Linked DNA regions of Homo sapiens: region 2 is linked to region 1. Evidence: chromatin contacts called from ENCODE Hi-C or POLR2A ChIA-PET data. All regions are on one chromosome and are shown on one strand. Each heading gives the region's core, a stretch centred on a gene start or an enhancer-like site at or near the end of the contact. The rest is flanking DNA. Distances are from core to core; before and after follow the strand shown. Region 1 holds the start of LINC00963 (long intergenic non-protein coding RNA 963). Region 2 holds the start of PTGES (prostaglandin E synthase).

Evidence for each region. A loop is a pair of places that touch in the nucleus more often than their neighbours do. ChIA-PET counts read pairs that join two places held with the same protein, here RNA polymerase II (POLR2A).
Region 2: a map of PC-9 shows a loop between it and region 1 (2.7-fold over the local background). The contact joins the promoter of PTGES here to the promoter of LINC00963 in region 1. A Hi-C loop is called at or near these places in 1 of 168 maps with a recorded cell type or tissue (PC-9). POLR2A ChIA-PET finds 5 or more read pairs at or near these places in 3 of 52 experiments (AG04450, IMR-90 and PC-9).

The regions. Positions count from the first base shown.
Region 1 is chr9:129,485,906-129,491,721 of GRCh38, reverse strand. It overlaps LINC00963 (long intergenic non-protein coding RNA 963), which reads right to left and starts at 3,062. Exons shown (of 5, transcript NR_038955.1): 1 at 2,423-3,062. It overlaps LOC124900275 (extensin-like), which reads right to left and starts at 1,773. Exons shown (of 4, transcript XM_047424330.1): 1 at 594-1,773. The coding sequence starts at 1,241. The coding sequence ends at 639. RefSeq lists enhancers at 1-584, 585-1,244, 1,245-1,904, 3,225-3,884, 4,545-5,204 and silencers at 1,558-1,852, 2,857-3,216, 5,318-5,612.
Region 2 is chr9:129,751,719-129,757,883 of GRCh38, reverse strand. PTGES (prostaglandin E synthase) reads left to right here and starts at 4,842. Exons shown (of 3, transcript NM_004878.5): 1 at 4,842-4,997. The coding sequence starts at 4,872.

The DNA of each region.
Region 1 (5,816 bases), core at 1,813-4,312:
GGGCAGCGGCTGTCTTCCTGTTCCCTGCACACCAGCACGTGACTCGAGCACAGGCAGGAGGAAGGCGGATGGAAACACAGGCGCAGCCCAGGGCTGTTCCACCCTGTGTTCAGTCCCTTCCCTCCTTGGGCCTCTGTTTCTCATCTCTGCATATGGGGTAAAATGCCCCATCCTTAGTCCGGGCTCAGGTGAGCCGCTGGGTTCCTACTGGGCCATGGGAAGGGCCCTAATACCTGAAGGGCAGGGAGGATGAGGGCAGGCAGCTCAGCTGCCCTCCCTCCATCCTGGGGCCTGCCACCTCCCCTCTGTCTTCTCCTGATTCCGGTTCCCCACCAGGAAGGGCTCACTGTCCTGCTCAGCAAGTTCTCTCAACAAGCTGGGCAGCCAGGGGGGGGTGCTCTGCTGGACTGGAGGAGCCGATGTGAGCCCAGGCCACCCATGGAGGCTCCCTCTGAAGAGAGGGAACAGACAACCCAGCCACTTGTCAGGAACCCCGATCAAATACCCCACCCCCAAGGCTCAGCACTAAGTGTCCCAGGGGCCTGATTTGCAGGAAGGGCAGCAGGATGCTCACTTGGGGGTGGAACACTCACCTGAGGGAGGAACTGTACCTGCCGAGGCTTGGATTACCCACAAACTCAGCCCAGCAGGAGCCCGCTGGCTGTGCTAACAATGTCCTCTGTGACGTTGCTGAGATTCTGCAAGGTTCTTTCAGTGTTAGCCCATTTTACAGAGGAGAAAGTTGAGGCTCCAGACAGATGTGAGCTTAAGCCTCTGGCCCAGTTCAAGTTTCCAAATATTCCAGAGGCCAGGGCCTGGGGCGGGGTGTGGGGCACCCCAAAGTCCAGGTGAGGGTGACCTGAGGGTGAAGTCTGGGTCTGGAGAGGCAATAGAGGGAGTGAGGACGGCTCCTGCCAGAAACAGGGGAGGGGTGTTTGAGACCTTGAAGGAGGTGGGACTGTGACAGTGGTGACTGTGGGAGGAGTCCGGGTCCAAGCAACAACTGGGAGAGACTTGGTGCAGGGCCCTGAGCTGAAATGGAGGAAAACGGAGCTGGGTGGGTCCCTGCCCTCAATGGGGGGTAAATGCTGAGGCTGGGGGCACGAGCCCAGAGGAGGGCACCAGGGCAGCCCAGACATGAGCTCTGTGGTCTGTGTGTGTTTACTGTGTGGCCAGAGCGTGTGAGGAGTGTGTGGAACCGTCTGTGTGATGTGGGAGTAGGGGGATAAGTGTATTGGCATATGGAGTGGGAGTGTGTATGTGTGCACGCATGCACCTTTGTGCCTGTGATCTGCGTCATGCAGTGTGTCTGTGCCTGTGTGGGATGTGGTCCCTGTGATGTGGGGCGTGTATGTCGGTGTGTGTGTGTGTTGTGGGGTAGTGCTAACCGGGACACTCTCCAGGGGAAGATCCTAGCTCGGATGGAGGTGGAGGAGTTAACCAGGAGAATGGGAGAGGGACCAGCACGTGCAAAGGCCTGGAGGCATGAAGATGGAGCCTGGAGCACTGGAGGACTTGAAAGTGGTCCAGTGAGGCTGGGAGTAGGGAGGGAGAGGCAGGGGCTGGGAGGGACAGGGCAGGCCTTCCTCCACCAGTTTGAATTCCGTTAGCTTGAGGGTGTGTACAGCCAGGAGGGGTGGAGGGGCTGAGAGGAGGCCGAGCCACCACTGACCAGGTGGAGGGGTAGGGGGTGAGCCTGGACCGGGGCAGGTGCTGGGTGGAGGTGGGGGAGTGAGAGCCAGAGCTCTCAACCAAGCCTCTGGGAGGCCGCAGGGCCTGGGATCGCAGACCCGAGCCTAATCCCTGCTCAGCCCAAGAGCTGTAGCCAGAAGGTTCTTAGTTTCCCCTCAGTAAACTGAGGTTCAGGACATTTCTGGGGCACTTGCTCTGTGTGACTGGGCAAGGGCTGGGCAGGCATTTCCAGCATGAACACGCTTTCCCAGGCCCACTGGTTGGAGGGCACCGAGGGGAGAAGGGGGACAGAGGAAAGGAGCCGGAAGCAGGATCCAGAATTTGAACCTAGGTGGTCTGACTCCAAGAGGGCCCTCTCTCTCACTTGACTTCAATAGTGACATTAGCCAACTTCAATAGTGACCCCAGGCGCGGTGGCTCACGCCTGTAATCCCAGCACTTTGGGAGGCCGAGACGGGTGGATCATGAGGTCAGGAGATGAGACCATTCTGGCTAACACGGTGAAACCCCGTCCCTACTAAAAATACAAATAATTAGCCGGGTGTGGCTGCGGGTGCCTGTAGTCCCAGCTACTCGGGAGGCTGAGGCAGGAGAATGGCGTGAACCCGGTAGGCGGAGCTTGCAGTGAGCCGAGATCGCGCCACTGCACTCCAGCCTGGGGAAAGAGCGAGACTCCGTCTCAAAAAGAAAAAAAAAAAAATTGACCCCAGTAGTGACAACAGTGACTCACCTGCCCCATGGGCTTCCAACTGCGATGGTTGTGCTCTCCTTTGACCCTGTATCCTGGGGGACTGCATACGGTAATTATATTGTTACTGCGCCTTTTTAGAGATGAGAAAACTGTGGTCAGTAGCAGAGTGGCCTGACCAGGGCTCCAACTCCCCCGTCCTACTGCAGATGATGTGGGGCAGTTTTCTTAGCACAGGCTGGAAAGCTCTCTTAGGTAACACGTGGATGACAGCGTGTGACCCGGCAGAAAAGAATTGTAATTCCGGGTGGCTGTACGACCTTGGACGGTCCTTTTGCCATCTCTGGGCCTCGATTTACCCAACTGTACAATTCGCCCCGTGAGTCTAGGAAGATTTGCTGAGCGTCTGCCAACTGGCAGATGAGGAACCGAAGTTCAGAGAGTTGAAAGCACTTGCCCCAGGTCAGGCGGCCGGCTTCGAAGCCGGATTCCGAAGGCGTGCCCTGCCCTCGGCCCCCAGCGGTGTCGTCCTGCCCCCAGGGGGCCGCGATGCGGGGCCGTTCCAGGCCCTGCCAGCCTGACGTCAAGCCCGGCCGGCGGGGCCTCGCTCTGCACAAACAGACGCCGCAGGCCAGCGTCGGGGCCGGGGGCGGCGATGACTCAGGGCCCCGAGACGGGCCGGGAAGCGGAAAGTTGTGTGCAGATGACATCAGCCGGCCGCGAGGGCGGGAGGGGGCCGGCTCCGGGAAACGGCGGCCTGGCGGGCGGCCCGGGGCAGGGCGTGGAGAGGCGGCCGCGGGGCGGGGGCGGGGACGCCGGGACGGGACGCTCGGGACCACGAAAAATGTCCCCACTCCCGCCCGCCCCGGACCCAGGCCCCGGAGCCCGGCCCCGCTTTTCGCCGGCGAGGAGCGGGCTTCACCCGCCTGCAAAGACTCCGCGCTCCCCCGCGCTCCGGAGGCAGCCGCATCCATCCTGCTGCGTCCCTGCATTTTAATTACCGCCGTATTAATATTCATGAGCCGGGACTCGAGGGGGACCGCGGGCTGTCATTTCCCTCGCCCGCCCTTCCCCCACCGCACCCCTCTTCCCGGGCTGAGTCGTGGGCTTTTTTCCTCCCGTTCTCAACCCCGCTCGCACCAACCGTTGGTGCGCAGCAGATTTGGGGGAGGGGGGTTGGTGTGAGTGTGAGCATGAGTGTGAGCGAGTGTGAGTGGGGAGGGGCCGAGTGTGAGTCTGTGCCTGTGTCTGTATGCCTGTGTGTACGTGCCTATGTGTGCCTGTGTGTCTGTCGGCAATCCCAGGGCCGTGTGTGCACATGTCTCTGATGTCTCTGTGGGGCTTGGAGAAGGGCCAAAGTCTGTCCAAGTTAGCAGGGCCTGACTGTACAAATGGGGAAACTAAGGCCTGGAGAAAGGCTGGGCCTTGTCCAAAGCCACCCCATAGGTCAGTAGCACAGGGAAGCCAGAGCCCAGGGTCTTGCGTTTGGCCGACTCTGCTCCCCGACTCTCCCGTGCTGTTGTTTGTAACAATGGCAGACAGGATGTGCTGAGCCGGCACCTCTCATATGGCCTTCCCAGCAAACCTGTGCAGCACGTGGTCCTATCCGTCCCCCGTGCACATAGGGAAACTGAGGCAACTGGTCCAGCCAGTGAGGGGTGGACTGGAGCCCAGAAGTGTCTGAATCCCAAGTCCCTGGGTTTAACGGCCCCACTGTGATGCCTCCTGGGGAATTGTGGAGTGTCCTCACTGGGGTGATCCGGGGGTACCTGGAAGTTCCTGGGTGCCCGGGCATCAGGGGGGTGTTTCCCCAGAAACACAGCCCACATTCTGTTTCCCTCCCAAGTCAGTCATCAGATGAGGCTGCCTTCCTGTGGCTCTCCCAGTCCCTCTCTGTCCTCTCCCCATCCCTGAAGCCTCCCAGGAGCTGCCCTGCACACCAGGCCTTCCTCCCTGGGCCTGAGGTCAGGCAATCACTCATTCATTCATCCAACAAATGCTTCAGTGCCAGTCACTGTGCTAGGCACTGGGGATTCTCTGCTCCCTACTCTGGTCATCTCTACCTGGCCTAGGAGCCTCCAGGCCCACAAGGGGGCTGTTCACCTCTGTGTGTGAATGCTCACTAGTGGTGGGGGACTAGGGGCACCTGTGCACAAAAGACAGCTCTCACCCAGCCTTGCCACAGAGGTCTGGGGTGCCCACATATTCAGTGGCCAGAAAGGGGCTGCGATCATCTTAGGGCTGATGGGGCGGTGGCCACACTAGGCAGCCTGAATCTTTGATTCTCTCTCCTGCAACTTGTCCTCCTCTGACTGCCAAGCCAAATAACCCCAGGGGCTGGTCAGCCTGCCTTACCCCGGGTTGAGCCAAGGCCGTCCTCCCTCTCACGTCCAGCCTAGAATAGATGGACTGTTCCCTCCTCTCTGCCCACGCAGGGCTGGGCTGGAAGTTGTGTCCCAGCCATGTCCCCTGAGCCTTTTCTCCCCTCCCTTTGGGAGCTCCGCAGGAACACAGAGAAGAGGACAGGGGTGCAGCCAGAGGACTCGGGAGAGGAAGCGATAATTTAATTGGGCTTCACGGGCTAAATAGGAGTTTGCCTAGGAGAGGCGGCCCAAGGACAGGGGACTAGCTCAGAGGGGTGCCTACCTGCAGCCCCCATTCTATAACAGGAACCAGAGCAGGCCAAAGGCAAGAGACCTGGGGAGACTGGGAGGACGGATTTTCTCCTAAAGGGCCCCAGGCAGTACAGCCTAGTGGTCCATCCGCACTCTTGGGTGGGTCCATCCTGGGTGAGAATTCCCCCTCCCTCCTCACTGTGAGGGCCTCTATTTCCTGATCTGCAAAACTGGGAAAATAACATTTTTTTTTCAGGTTTATATTCAGATCAAGAGACACTGCCTGTACAGCACCTAGCACGGTGGCTGGGGCTCTGTCATAGGGTGATGTGTCCTCACGGACGTAGGGAGGCCTCTGGAATCACTGTCCCCATTTGGCCCAGAATGGGATTTAAGGATCAGTCTGTGTCCCACAGTCTAACCCATGGAGTGGAGTTTGGTAGGGACAGACTGCTGGGAGGAGGGGGAACAGCCTGAAACTGTCATGGGTCAGGCAAGGCTCAGGCTCTAGGTAAGAGAGGGATCTCAGAGGCCGCACCGCCCTGCCTGCTGGGCTCCTTGTAGACCTGCCAGATGGCCCATCACCCAAACAGCCAGACCTGCAGTGAGAGGGGCAGCCTGGCCCGCCAGCTCTGGGCTCCCTCCTGCTGCCTGTGTCTCTTTGCCTCCTGGCTCCCCTCTGTCTTTTGAAAATGTCCTCCCTTCTTTTGTTAGAATAGTCATACCTATACAGGGCAAACACACACACACACACACACACACACACACACACACACACAGACAAAAAAACACAAAACCATTTTTTTTAAAGGAAGCATTGT
Region 2 (6,165 bases), core at 3,593-6,092, 260 kb before region 1:
CACACCCAGCTAATTTTTTGTATTTTTAGTAGAGAGGGAGTTTCACCATGTTAGCTAGGATGGTCTCAATCTCTTGACCTCATGATCCTCCTGCCTCAGCCTCCCAAAGTGCTGGGATTACAGGAGTGAGCCACGGCGCCCGGCCCAGACGGCTTTACTCTGAGTGAGATTGGGAGCCACTGCGGTCTTTGCTGAAAAGGAAGGAAGTGATTTGACTTTTTTTTTTTTTTAAGCAAAAATGAAAAATCCTAATTTCTAGGCTCGGCTGAGTCAGAGGCAGGTGGAACACCTGAGGTCAGGAGTTCAACACCAGCCTGGCCAACATGGTGAAACCCTGTCTCTACTAAAGATACAAAAACTAGCTGGGCGTGGTGGCACATGCCTGTAATCCCAGCTACTCTGGAGGCTGAGGCAGGAGACTCGCTTGAACCCGGGAGGCGGAGGTTGCAGTGAGCCGAGATCACGCCACTGCACTCCAACCTGGGCAACAAGAGCGAAACTCTGTCTTAAAAACAAACAAACAAACAAAAATCACTGTGCATTTATTTCCCCACCACTGGCTACAGAAAGCCTAGCAATACTCCCAAAGGTCAGGAACCAGCAGCAGAGGTGGGGCCACTTCCTCCTCTCTAAGCCTCCTCTGATGTTAGGGACAATCAGCCAGCGTGAAGAGCTTGGTTTCTGCTCCTCAGGAAATGCCAGGGAGGGCGCTGGTCTAAGCCACGGGATGGTTTTCAACAGGGCAGAGCCTCTGCTCAGGGTTTCGAACGGGGATAGGAAGAACTTTCACTTTCATGGGTCGAAAAAATATAGTAAAGTAAAAAGGTTTGAAGATACATCTCAGTAACTTTTTTCTCTTTTTGAGACAGAGTCTTGCTCTGTCGCCCGGGCTGGAGTACAGTGGTGCAGTCCTGGCTCACTGCAACCTCCGCCTCCCAGGTTCAAGTGATTTTCCTGCATCAGCCTCCTGAGTAGCTGGAATTACAGGCACACACCACCACGCCCAGCTGATTTTTGTATTTTTAGTAGAGACGGGGTTTCACTGTGTTGGCCAGGCTGTTCTTGAACTCCTGACCTCAAGTGATCCCCCTGCCTCGGCCTTGCAAAGTGCTGGGATTACAGGCATGAGCCACAAGGCCCAGCCCATCTCAGTGACTTTTGACATATGCATTCACCTGGGTAATCACCACCCAGGACAAGATGTAAAATATTTCCAGGGGCTTCTGTTGTCCTCATTGTTGTGGGCACACTGCTGTAGTTCCCGTGGGCCTCAGGACCAGGCCACAGTGAGTGTCCCCCAGCCCCCAACACTGTGCACACACCATCTCCTGTCCCCCACCCTCTGCAAGGCAGGGGACACCAAGCCCATCTTACAGGCAAAGAAATGGAAGCTCAGAGAGAAGTGACACCACCATCACCGTCACCCCCAACAGCCACAATGGCAGCTTCCATTGGCCAAGGGCAGCTTCAGGGAAATTCTTGGCCAAAGATCAGAGATTTTGTCCTCCTTGGCAGGCCTTGGCTTAGCAGGTTCATTTCAGTAGACAGTGACGAAAAGATTCCTATCTTGAGATCATGTCCATCAGTTATACGAATTCCCCTACACAGTCTCTCCCCTATTTTCGGCTCAGGGTAGCGGGAGGTGATCGTCTGCTCTTTGCCCCAAGCTGGTTTTCCCAGCCTCTGCTTTCTATCTTGTTATTTCAGAAGACCAGTCAGGGAAGAGCCACTCTCCCTAGTCCAAGGAGGACAACCAAAGGGCCCCTCCTGGGCTGTGTCTGGTCCACGATTCTGGGGGTGGTACAGCCACCAGACCCCAACCTCATAGCTGAGCTTTTTGACAAGGAAGGTAGCTACCTGCAGGGGTTCCCACGGGCTGGGGGCGAGAGAGGCAGGGATTCTCTCTTCTCCGACAGAAATATCAGCCAGAAGCGAGCTTGCACAGCTCCTCCAACAGACAACCAGAGATAAAACGTGTCTCAGGGCATCTTGTACTTTCCATGTTCCGTCCCTGATGGTATGGTGACCTATCATTTATCTTGTGGGGCCGGGACAGCCTGGCCTGGCAGTTCCCCACGGGAGTCAGTTTATCAAGCACATCTTTTGTTCGGATAAAGGACTGCTTGGCACACAGCAAATGGGCAAGGCACCACCCCCACCTTGCTCACACCCACCTCCCCCAGCAACAAGGGCAGGGATTTCTATGAGTCTCCCTCCTGACAACCCTACTAGGTAGGGATCATTATTCCCTTTGAGCAGGAGGAAACGGAAGCTCAGAGGATGATACTGAACGGAGTGCCTACTTGTTCCAGGGGCTTCATAATTATTTAGCTCCCACAACTGCGCTGGGGAGTGACTTAGGGTCAGCTGCATTTTACAGCTGAGGAAACTGGTTCAGAGGAGGAACCTGCCTGCCTAAGGCCACACAGCTACAGCTGAGGGCTGGCTTTGGGATTCGAGGCTGGCTAAATCTAGCTCTGGCCAATCTTCCCTTTGATCTCTGCTGCTTTGGGGCATAGGTTGGACTGACACAGCTGTCTCTCTGGGCAGGTGCTGTCCCAAAGCACCTGGTCAAGCCCAAGAGTGAAGTAGGCATGGGAGACTGGTTTCTCCCTTTCCCCTTTGCCCCACTTCCCCAGGGCACCTCTCAGCAAAGCCAAATATGTTGGCGAAAATAAATGAGCAAGAACCGTGTACAAGATCCCTGCCCTTGGCCAGGTGCGGTGGCTCATGCCTGTAATCCCAGCACTTTGGGAGGCCGAGGTGGGTGGATCACAAGGTCAAGAGATTGAGACCATCCTGGCCAACATGGTGAAACCCCGTCTCTACTAAAAATACAAAAATTATCTGGGCGTGGTGGTGGGCACCTGTAGTCCTAGCTACTTGGGAGGCGGAGGCAGGAGAATTGCTTGAACCTGGAGGTGGAGGTTGCAGTGAGCAGAGATCACGCCATTGCACTCCAGCCTGGGTGATAGAGCAGGAGTCTGTCTCACAAGAAAAAAAAAAAAAGATCCCTGACCTTGTGGAGGTCCTGCCAGAACCCGGGGAAGCGGGCAGGATGCAGCAAGGTGAGGATTTTTTTTGAGACAGAGTCTCGGTCTGTCGCCCAGGCTGGAGTACAGTGGTGCAATCTTGGCTCACTGCACCTCCACCTCCCAGGTTGAAGCGATTCTCCCGCCTCAGCCTCCCAAGTAGCTGGGATTACAGGTGTCTGCCATCACATCTGGCTAATTTTTGTATTTTTAGTAGAGAGGGGATTTCACCACGTTGGCCAGGCTGGTCTCGAACTTCTGACCTCAGATAATCTGCCCCCCTCGGCCTCCCAAAGTGCTGGGATTACATGTGTGAGCCACCTGGCCAAGGTGAGGATTTTGAGGTGAGGGATTCAAAGAATCTTAGAAAACAAACGTTGATGCTTTCTTTCTTTTTTGAGACAGGGTCTTGCTCTGTCACCCAGGCTAGAGTGCAGTGGTGAGAACATGGCTCACTGCAGCCTCAGCCTCCTGGGTTCAGGTGATCCTCCCACTTCAGCCTCCTGAGTAGCTGGGAATACAGGCGAGCACCACCATGCCCAGCTAATTAAAACATTTTTTTGTAGAGACGGAGTCTCCCTATGTTGCCCAGGCTGGTCTTGAACTTCTGACTTCAGGTAATCTGTCCCCCTTGGCCTCCCAAGGGGCTGGAATTACAGGTGTGAGCCACCGCGCCCGGCCTGGTGATGCTTTCTACTGAAGAGTCAGTTGATAGGTCTTTCGGGGAGATCTTGTGATGAAGAATCAAAGCATTTGACTGGGGAAAGAGTTCCAGGATAGTCAAGTGATGCTCAGGAAGTCAGTGGAGCCACGTGCTGGTTCCCCATCCCTGCTATAGCAAATTACCACAGACTTAGTGGCTTAAAACAACACAGCTTCATTCTCTGACAGTTCTGGTGGATGAAGCCTGAAATGGGTCTCACAGGGCTAAAATCAAAGTGTCGGGAGGGCTGCGTTCTGTCTGAACGCAGAGAGTTTGTTTCGTCCCCTTTTCCAGTTTCTAGAGGCCCCTGGTATTCCTTGGGCCATGATCTCTCCTTCATCTTCAAGGCCAGCAGGTTAGCGTCTCTCCTGTCTGACCCCTATTCTGTCCTTTCATCTCCTCTCTTAATGCTGCCTCTGTTTTTATATCTTTTCTCTAATTTTACTGCCTCCCTCTTGGAAGGGCCCCTCTGTATACTCTGGGCTCACCCAGATAAACTAGGATAATTTCTCCCATCTCAAATCCTTACGAAATCCCATGTGAAAAGTCCCTTTTGCCACATAGTCACAGTCACGGGTTCTAGGGATTGGGACATGGATGTCTTTAGGGGTGGAGGGCGTCCTTCAGCCTGCCACAGATGGCAAAGTCATGCCATTGTGGCTGCAGCTCCATTGTCCAGGCTGAGTGTGGGGGCGCATGGCGTGGTTCTCATGCCCACCACCTACCCTGACCCTGCGGAGGTGGGCAGGAGGCAGCGATAATCACCACGTGCAGAGGTCCTGCCAGGTGCCCAGCCTCATCATTCCCTAGAAGGCAGGCACCACCACATGCTCCCACACTGTAGATAAGGAAACAGCTTTGAAACAGATTTGAAAGTGTTTGAGGATTTGCCTGGAAGGAGGGCTCCAGAGCCAGGGACTGGGTCCGGGACACCCGGAGACTCTCTGCTTCTTGGAGCTCCGGCAACTGCTTGTCTTTCTCTTCACAGGAGAAGGGGGCCCTGCTGCCGCTGCCGTGGGGCGGGGCGTGGGCGGTGCTGGCTGCAGGAAGGCTCTCCCCTCCCACTTTGTGCTTTCCCTGCAGGCTGCTCCTCTGTCGAGCTGATCACACCCACAGTTGAGCTGCGCTGGCCAGAGATGCCTGCCCACAGCCTGGTGATGAGCAGCCCGGCCCTCCCGGCCTTCCTGCTCTGCAGCACGCTGCTGGTCATCAAGATGTACGTGGTGGCCATCATCACGGGCCAAGTGAGGCTGCGGAAGAAGGTATGTGCCTCCCTGGGGGTCCCCGGCCTGGGTCATACTTGCTTCTCTCCACGTCCTGTCAGGAAAGCCCCGGGATAGGGAAACATGGCCAAGGTGTGTGCAGGGCTGGGAGGTGAGCACCTCTTCCAGCCCCGCCGGGGGGCTTCCTGCCAGTCCCACGTGTCAGCAAGGCCTGCACCTTCTCCTCTCTGGCTTAAGAGCACTTACTCGCTTGCCGTGCCACCGGGCTGAGTTCTTGGCATGGAGAGAGCCAGCGAGTGTCTGTGAGAGAAGCAGGTTCTGGAGGGTGGAGTGTGGGAGCGTGACAGCACAAAGCCTCTGTCTAACCTGGTGGCTTCCCGGCACGGGAGGTCTGATATCTGGGTGGAGTGGGAACCGGCAAAACAGGAGTCCGAGAAACGTTTAAGTGGAAATTCCCAACTCCTGGCAAATGTCACTAACAAGCCCACTGTAGCCTCCAAAGGCCAGCTCCCAGCCGGGCACCGTCGGGGTGCTCAGCGAGGAATTTCCCCACTAATCCGAGCCCCTGAACCAAAACAACATTAACGAGTCCCAGAGCTGGGCCGGGGCAAGTTCCAGTAGCGTCCGTCACACTGGTTGGCGAGTCTGCAAAGTCATAGGCTGAGCTTGTCGGCTGTCCTGGCGGCAGAATGCAGAAAGACCCCAGGCACCTGTTACTTCCTCCCCAGGTATTTTAATAAAGCAATCATTTCCTGAAACTGTCTCTGTCTTCCCCTGTGTCCAGTTCAAAGGCGAGGTGAGGCAAGGCTGGCTCTGGCACTGCATGCGGGTGGATCCTGGGGAGTGAGGATCTTGGCCACAAGCCAGGCTCAGGCCCTGCTGCAGGTACAGGCAGGATTAAAGGCAGGGCAGCTGCCCAAGTGATAGGATGCCCGGAGGCTACAGCACACTGATAGCTTCTGACTTCTCCCTGCCTTGGCTGGTCCTGGGATATGGGATCCGGGCATCAAGTAGAACAGCTGCATTCACTCATTGAATCCTTCCCAGAGGACCGAATGTGGCCCGGAGCTGAGCATGAGATCCCCGCCACAGCCCTGAGGGCAGGGGAGGCGCCATAGTCATCCTGTTTTCTAGGTGAGGAACCTGGGCTCAGAGAGGAGACATCACTTATGAAGGTCACACAGCCCGGTTTGAACTCCAGTGTCCA